Linked DNA regions of Mus musculus: region 1 is linked to region 2. The links are chromatin contacts, found by Hi-C or POLR2A ChIA-PET in ENCODE. All regions are on one chromosome and are shown on one strand. Each heading gives the region's core, a stretch centred on a gene start or an enhancer-like site at or near the end of the contact. The rest is flanking DNA. Distances are from core to core; before and after follow the strand shown. Region 1 holds the start of Mcrs1 (microspherule protein 1). Region 2 holds the start of Tuba1c (tubulin, alpha 1C).

Region 1 (4,171 bases), core at 984-3,483, 220 kb after region 2:
GGAGGTAAAGGAAAAGCACAAGGCTTTGCTTGGACCCCAGGCAGGCTCAGAACCCAGGCAGGCTCAGAAGGCCATTTCAAACCAAGGCTAGCAAGGGCGTGCCTAGCCCCACATGCCTCCCCTTCCAGGCGCTCTGAGCCCAGGCTACCTGGAGGAGCTTCTGCGTTTGGGGATAGTGCCCAGGGCCTGGGAGGATGCTCGCTTCTGCCCTGCCAGTGACTCCTCATCCTCGGAGCGGCTGGCTGTGCCTGACGCCATCAGGGACGAGTCTAGCAGCCCCTGAGAATCTAGGAAAGAGAAAGGGTGACCTCTGTGCACGGACCCTTGTGTCAGCCCCTCAGCCCTTGCCCGGCCTCCCTGAGGCTTGGTCTTTGAGGCAGGCATTCCTCCTTGGCCATCCAGATCCCATCCGGGCTCAGACCTCCTGGTGCCACGGGTCATGGGGTGCAGCACAGGTGCTCAGGTCAGGCTGATGAGGCCGACACACGGGGTGGGCTCTGAGCATAACTGCTCCCTTGGCTATCAAAATGCATTGTGCCAAAGAGCAGAAGCTCCACAGCAACTGAGGCAATTGTGGCTCTGCCGAGAGGCACATGGGTGGTGCTGGCCCAGGGGAGGGGGGTGGTAGGTGGCATTGCCGGGCCAAGACCGAGAGACACTCGTGCAAGGCAAGGGGTAGAGTCAGAGGCTGCCTGGCGCCCGAGAGCTTGGGGAGATGGCCGGGCCTCACACTACCTTTGTCCATCCTCTCACAGTCCCAAAGCCTCCGGCTCCAAACCACAGGGCTAGGAGGAAGGGTCCCACAGGCTCATCCAAGGGTTCTGACCAAGCGAGCTTGGATGCTGAGAAGAGAGTCTGGGAAGGAGAGGTAAGGCTCCCTCAGGCTCGGGTTTCCAACAGGCCAAACCTACTGACTGACCAATCCCTTATCCTCGTGCACTCGTGCACCCTGTCTGAGGTAGTGGGAAGAGGCAAAAGAGCTCTACTCTCAATTGCACCTAACCATTAGTAGCTATTACCTGGTCTGATGGCTCTGACAGTTAATCCCAGCATGTGGAGGCGGAGGTAGAGGTAGAGGTAGAGGTAGAGGTAGAGGTAGAGGTAGAGGTAGAGGTAGAGGTAGAGGCAGGTGGATCTCTGTTGACTTTAAGGCCAGCCTCGTCTACAGAGCAAGCCAGGGCTATCTATATAATGGTGAGCCTCTGCTCCAAACAATAAAAACAAAAAATATAAGTAGCTATGTGGGAGTCACTGAGGCCTTTGTGTGAATGATAAAAAGATGTGGGAAAAAACGTATTAGGCTCAGAGATCTCTCTTAATTTTACCAGTGAATCCTAAATTAAGCATTTGGAACGTTAACCAGAAAGGGTCAAGGGATTCCTGACTCATTTGTTTTCCTTTGCCTGTCTACTCAAATCAGCAGCACCAGCCTGCCCCCAGGCCACAGCCTGGGAAGGTAGATGGAATCCCACTATCTCGCTACCCTTTTGCTTTCCCTTCCATTTGCAGCTTTTACTAAAGCGGGTGGTTCCTTCGGACGATTCAAACGTGGTTTGGGAACTGTATGAATACCCAGCGCTTTGGCAGCCCCGCCCCTCCTGACTCCGGCGTCTCGTAGAGCAAAGTTCTGGCTCTGCCTTTAAGGACGCTCCACGACCAGCTCCGTGGGTACCACAGAAGGGGGGTGCAGGTGTCCAGTCCCACGAGCAACTAAGGCAAAGTGCTTGCCCTCCTTCCCTTCCCTCCTCCCGACAGGGCACCCCCAAGGTGAGGGATCAGTGCAGGTCTGTTTCAGGGACTCTGGGGAGCAGTGGTAATTTAGTCAACTCTTCGGCTCCATACTACTGCATCGATCTCGCCATCTGGCTCTGAGGCCCACAGGCCGGTGGTAGCGAACCAGGACCAACTCCCAGACAATTCTCATCCCACCTCAAGCATGCCACCTGTGCGCATGCGTAACACCGCAGGCCAGAGCCTGGCCTGATCGGACTTACGCATGCGCAGATTTTTCGGGGCGATACCGGGGCGGGGCCCCAAATCTTGTTGTGGGGTTGTGCCCCGAGGCACGTTGGGAAACTCCACTTCACCCTCCAGGTCTACTCAGAACACTAGGAGACGAGTCGCGGGGTCTCACCATTCCTAGGCTGCCAGCTCCAACAATTTCTCCGCGGCGACGGCAGGAGCCGCAGGGCCAAAGCCGGCTTCCGTGAGACACATCTACTTCCGGGTTGCGAACGAAGGGTTGGACGATCTCTTCCGGTTCGTCCTGGACCCGTAAGTGGAAGGGGCGTGGCCGTGCGCCTTAGTGGAAACCATTTTGCGGGGAGCCGGAAATACAGCTTTCCCGGTTGGCAGAAGCGCTTAGGGAGGCACCAGGCAGTGTTAATTATAGGAACCGCGGAGGTTTCCGTGTTGGAAAACGCAGCGGGAGGGCGGGGCTTGTGCTGAGACCCCGCCCAGGCGACGCTGGGAGGGGCGGGGCCGCCGTGCATTCGTAATTAGCACTAACCTTGGTAGGTCTCTCTGGACCAAATCTTGTATTGTTTTATCTGCCAGTGTTTTCAGATAAGGGATTCGGTCAGGCTCTTTGCTAAGCACAGGACTGGAGGAACATGTTGGAGAGTTTGCTCTAACTGTGGCGTACAGTACGATCCCGAAAATTCCTGTCTAAGGGGGAGATGCAGGATGGTGGCCGCGTTCCTAAGGAAACACTCCTTAGAAGGAGCGGCGCCAGTTGCTTACGCCAGAAGAACTCCATCTAGACTGCTGGGGTCAGTCGTGGGTAGCCAGCAAACCAACCGAATCCTTTTCAGAGGACAGTGTTCCCTGAGGAAACTGTTTTGAAAGAAAGAACTAGTTCCCAGAGAACAGGAGACGTCCAGACTTTGGGGCCGTGAGAGATGCCCGGGAAAGCTAGGGAGACTGGGCTCTAATAGCTCTTTCATGCCTTCTTTGAGGGGCACAAAAGTGGAGCAGCTCTGGCTGGAGGAGCTTCCGGGAAGAGCGTTTGCCCAGCGTGCCTGACATCCTGAACTTAAGTGTCAAATGGACGACCCTGACAAGTTGCAAGTCTTCTCTTCATAATATACTGTTACTTATTTAACGAGCATGTATTTGCTTTATCGCTCCCAAAACAAAGTTTTCTGGTATACAGTGTGCTTGTTAGAGGTTTGTCAACTTGAAACTAGCTAGAATCTTCGCGCTCAGTTGAGAAAATGCCTCCTTCAGACTGGTTGGTAGGCAAGTCTGGGGTGTGTTTTCTTGTTTGGATAGATGTGGGAGGTCTAAGCAGTGCCTGCCTTGAGGTTCTTGCCCCAACTTTCCTCGGTAATAGACAGTGACTTGAAAGTTATGAGATGAGGGGCTGGTGAGATGGCTCAGTGGGTAAGAGCACCCGACTGCTCTTCCAAAGGTCTGGAGTTCAAATCCCAGCAACCACGTGGTGGCTCACAACCATCCATAACGAGATCTGACTCCCTCTTCTGGAGTGTCTGAAGACAGCTACAGTGTACTTACATATAACCAATAAATAAATCTTAAAAAAAAAAAAAGAAAGTTATGAGATGAAATAGACCCTTTGCTTCCCAGGTCGCCTTTAGTTACAGTGTTTTGATCACAGCAATTAAAAACAAACTAGGACACAGTCTGGTGGGTTGTGCAAAATATAGTGTGGTTTAGTATCTATACAGATGACAATTAATTGGGCTTTCTTCTTTAAAGAGTTTTTGTTTGTTTGTTTGTTTGTTTTTAAGTAGGAGTGAAATACTTGTTGCTTATCAGGCAAGTTCTGTCCCACCAAGCCACATGGACAGCCCTAACAAGGGATCGTTTGGTAAAGAGCTGGATGGGTACTGTTCAATGTTTGTTAGATGTTTTTCTCCTAGGAAAGGCAAACCCTTAAAGAAGGAAACCCTGAAAGAAGAAAGGGTTATTTTAGCTCACAGGGTTTTTGGGGGTGTGAGGGGGACAAACATCATGGCAGGAAAGGCATGGTGGCAGGAGTGTGGGGTGATTGCTCACGCTGTGTCCAGAACTTGGAAGTGCAGAGAGATGAAGTATTGGTGTTCTGCCTGCTTTCTCCTTTCTGTTCAGTCTGTAGCCCTAGCCCAAGGTCACTCGAAATTAGGGTGTGTCTCCCATCTAAGTTAAACCTCCAGAAATAGCTTCACAG
Region 2 (4,071 bases), core at 1,027-3,526:
CTTTTTATTTCTTGCGTTTTTATTTACATAGACTATGTGTTTGCTGCGGCATGTGTATGGATGTCAGAGGACAACTTTTGGGAATTAGTGTTACAGGATACTTGATTATTGTACATAGAAAAGCTAATTGTTAGCAAAATATAAGAGTTTAAATAGATAATTGCATTTGTCAAAGGCGGCTAAATGAGTCCTGTAGAGATGCAGTTTAGGTGCGCCTCTAAAAGCCTCATTAGATAAGAATGCTAAAAAATGGAAAGTTCCTGCTAACTTTAAGGCAACTTGCTTGGGAGAGGTTCTCTCTCTCTCTCTCTCTTCCCACTTTCCCATTTCCCCTTTCCCCTTCCCTCTTCCCTCTCCAGTACTCTCTTTCTCCCATCTCCCCTTCTCTCTCTCTCTGCTTGGAAGAGTCTTCTTTATGGAAGGAGCTCCAAGTAAGGGCTAGGGATTTTTCTCTTTGACTTACAGGAAAACAGAGACACAGCTGGCAGGACACAGGTAAAACAATATTCTAGGAAAGAGAGCTAAGAAGCCCTCTCCGGTTTGGAGGAGCTCAAGAGAAAAGTAGACTAGCTCTGTAGATTGACTCAGAAAGAAATTTATTTTTTTAAAAAGAGATTTATTTATCTAAGTACACTGTAGCTAAAAGAGGTTTATTTATTATTATATCTAAGTACACTGTAGCGGTCTTCAGGCAGCACCAGAAGAGGGCATTAGATCTCATTACAGGTAGTTGAGAGACACCATGTGGCTGCAGGGATTTGAACTCAGGACCTCTAGGAAGATCAGTCAGTGCTCTTAACCACTGAGCCATCTCTCCAGCCCCAGAAAGAAATTTCTAAAGAGCTAGCAGTTTAGTTGTGGAATCAGGCTTGTAAATAGATATTTTGTATGTAGTTAAGAAAAAAAAGAAAAGAAAAGAAAGTTGCCTTGCTGAGCTAGCAGGTCTTTACCATAGTTTAAGCCTCTGGTACTTTATTGGTATAAAGATTAGATAATTTAATCAGTTACAGTTGGTTCTCTCCTTACACTGGATAGGTCCTGGGAGTCAAACTCCCAAGTTCCTCGGGCTTGGTGGCAAATGACCTTACCACTGAGCCATCTTGTCTGCCTGTATTGTACCACTTTTCACAGCCATCCCTGGCATTCTAGTCTTTTCTATTTGAAACAAAGTAGCCTGGATCAAATTTGCCAGTCTTGTCCCCTGCCTGCTGAAATACAGGTATGCATCATCACATTCAAATAAGGGCGGCTTTTTAATTTGTGTGTGTGTGTGTGTGTGTGTGTGTGTGTGTGTGTGTGAGAGAGAGAGAGAGAGAGAGAGAGAGAGAGAGAGATTCTGTGTACGTGCATAGGCCAGAGGTCAATATGTTCCGTCTTCCTCTATGACTCTCCACCTTTTTTTTTTTTTTTTTTTTTTTTTTTTTTGAGACAAGGTTCCTCACTGAACTCTGATACTGCAAGAGCAGCTGGCCTGTGAGCTCCAGGCTCTTCCTGTCTCTCTCTCCTTAGTATGAAGAGGACAAGCAAGCACACCACTCCAGTTCCTTAAACTTTCCCAGGGATCTGTCTATCTCCTCAGCAGGACTGAATGGCACTTCTGAGAAATCTGCTTTGCGGAGTTGTTCAGACAAGTCTGTCTAGTGCAGGGCAGTGGGGCAGGGAAGTCCAACGTCTCCCGCGGTGGAGACACTTGCCTGCTTTGTTTCCCGAACTCTCCTCTCCTCTTGACTGTAAAATGAGGAGAGGAGCCCCCGGGCTCTTGGGCCAGAGAGAATGTGGTACTACAGAGTGAACTCTGCATCCCACAGACGCAGAGAAAGGAATTAGTGTGGATCGCCTGGGTTTAGCTTGAGCACTGCAGCGGGGACCCATCTTGGGGGGCGGGGGGGAGTTACGAGTTCCTCTCATAATGGGCCGAATAATTTTGTGCCTCTTAAGGCTCTTAAGACTCGGAATGTTTGCTTAAAGAGGAGCTGAGGCAGACTCTGCCTTCGAAAATAAAAGGGCGCTCGGGATGCTCTGGCAAATATCCTCAGGACTTGGGGGAAGGGTGGGGAGAAGGGAGGAAGGAGGAGAGGGCTAGCCTTCTAGAAGGCGGGAGTAAAGAGTAAGGTGCTTAGGACCCATTGGAGGCAACTGAGACCTAGGTTAGGAAAGATTGCCTTCAGGGGCTGCAACCCTGGTGATGTTGTAACCGGCTTTGGCTTGAGCTAACTTCAGCTCCACCCCTCCCACTGTGCCGTCAAGTTGACTGGGCGTTTCCATCTTGGCCCCCTGAAGCTGTCGCAGTCACCACCCTGCCGGCAGCCCCGGGTCACCTCTCTGGCTCACTCTTCCGGGCTCCAAGGCCTGGGTGGGGCGACCGAGCCACAAGTGCGGCGGCGATCAGCTGTGAGTCCCCGGTGGCTGAGCCAGGCCGCCCCCCTCTCTACCTGGGACTTTCTTCCGGCCAGAGCTCCACAAAGATCTCGCTGTCCTCCAACTTCCAATCGCCTTCCCCACCTTCTTCCCCGCCCCACCTGGCCCTGGCGTGGACCCTGGGTGTCTCCTCCCCTTCCCACTTCCAGCTCCTTCTACGGAGTTTGATTTGAACTTTCGAACCCGCCAATCATCGGCTTCGCTGCGGCCCGGGGCGGGGTCCGGTGTCCGCCCTCCCGACGCGTGGCCCGGCCAGGGTATATAAGCCCTGTCCTGGAGGCGGACCTTACACAGCTTCTCCCCCGGACTCCTTGGTAGTCTGTTAGTGGGAGATCTTCGTCACCCTTTTTCACTTCCTCAGTTTTCGCGGACCACTTCAAGGACTAAATATGGTGAGTATGGCTTTGGGGTAGCGGCGAGGTCGTCTGAAGGGACCGCGGGAGCTGAGGGCTGCCCGGGAGACGATACCTGCAATAGCCCCACGACGGCCGCCTCCAGTTAGACTGGCTTCTGGCGTTTGGGGTGTGAGAGCCTAGTCCACTAAACTAGTGTCGCTTTGGGCTGGAGGGCTCGTCCCGATCCTCTGTCTCGATCCTCCTGGGAGAGCATCCCGTCTCGGCCGCCGGTCGCTCCCGGAAAGGCAGGGAACTTTCACAATGATCACGAGAGTTTGGAGAAACTCAAAGGTCTCCATTTTCCTCAAATGATGTCGCTCTCCCAGCTGGGATAGCCCAGAGGACCTCGTGCGCTCTGGACAGGACTGAGCAAATACTTCCGGGCACCGTCTCCACGCCCTGTGACTCGCTGCTGAGTCACCTGTGGCCAGTCCCCGGCCCTTCCAGCTGCAGCTGTGCACCTGAGAAGGCGAGCTCCTCCGTAGGAGGGAATAATTGGCGTCAGATCCCCTAAGCCAGCCTAGTTTTTAGTGTTACTTCAACGGCATATTTATATTTAGCCCAGTTAAGAAAAAATGTCCGTAAAAAATTTTTTTTTCAATTTAAAGCTAGAGTAAACTACCAACAGCGGGTTTTTTTCTCTCCCTTCCCCTCTCCCCCCCCTCTCTCTCTCTCCTTCCTTCCTTCCTTCCTTCCTTCCTTCCTTCCTTCCTTCCTTCCTTCGATAAAGGGTTTCTTTGTAGCTCTGGCTGTAATAGAACTCACCCTGTAGACCAGGATGGTCTGGAACTCAGAGCTCTGCCTGCCTCTGCTACCTGAGCTGAGATGAAAGGCAAACCACTTGGCTTGCACTTTGGTTTTTGAGTGTCTTATGCTCATGCCAGTCTTGAAATCATTATGTGGCCAAACATGACCTTCAACTAAAACCAAGATCCTTCTGTCTCCACTACCCAAGAGCTAGGGTTATTCACCTGGTTAACAATGTATTAGTTCAGTTTTCAAGAAAAAAATGGGTGAGGCTATCAAACCCTGGGCTCTGGAGGCAGCGGCAGGAGTATCTTCTGAGTTCTGGTCAGCCAGCACAATGAGACCCGGTCTCAAAAGCAAACAAAGTTACCAGGAACTCAGCCCGGCTTGGAGGAGAGTGGCTAGTTCTCTAGACTTTGGAGGCTGAGACAGGGAGGGGGATTGCTCATCATGAGTTTGGGGCTCCTTAGTCCCTAGTGAGTCCCAGGCTAGAGCGGGCTACAGAGTGAAT

Evidence for each region. A loop is a pair of places that touch in the nucleus more often than their neighbours do. ChIA-PET counts read pairs that join two places held with the same protein, here RNA polymerase II (POLR2A).
Region 1: POLR2A ChIA-PET joins it to region 2 with 19 read pairs in Patski. The contact joins the promoter of Mcrs1 here to the promoter of Tuba1c in region 2. A Hi-C loop is called at or near these places in 1 of 37 maps with a recorded cell type or tissue (left cerebral cortex). POLR2A ChIA-PET finds 5 or more read pairs at or near these places in 3 of 5 experiments (Patski and embryonic stem cell).

What each region holds. Positions count from the first base shown.
Region 1 is chr15:99,249,728-99,253,898 of GRCm38, forward strand. Mcrs1 (microspherule protein 1) reads right to left here and starts at 2,234. Exons shown (of 15, transcript NM_016766.3): 1 at 2,135-2,234; 2 at 736-855; 3 at 149-287. The coding sequence starts at 745. It overlaps 1700120C14Rik (RIKEN cDNA 1700120C14 gene), which reads left to right and starts at 2,061. Exons shown (of 3, transcript NR_045627.2): 1 at 2,061-2,274.
Region 2 is chr15:99,027,615-99,031,685 of GRCm38, forward strand. It overlaps Tuba1c (tubulin, alpha 1C), which reads left to right and starts at 2,277. Exons shown (of 4, transcript NM_009448.4): 1 at 2,277-2,810. The coding sequence starts at 2,808.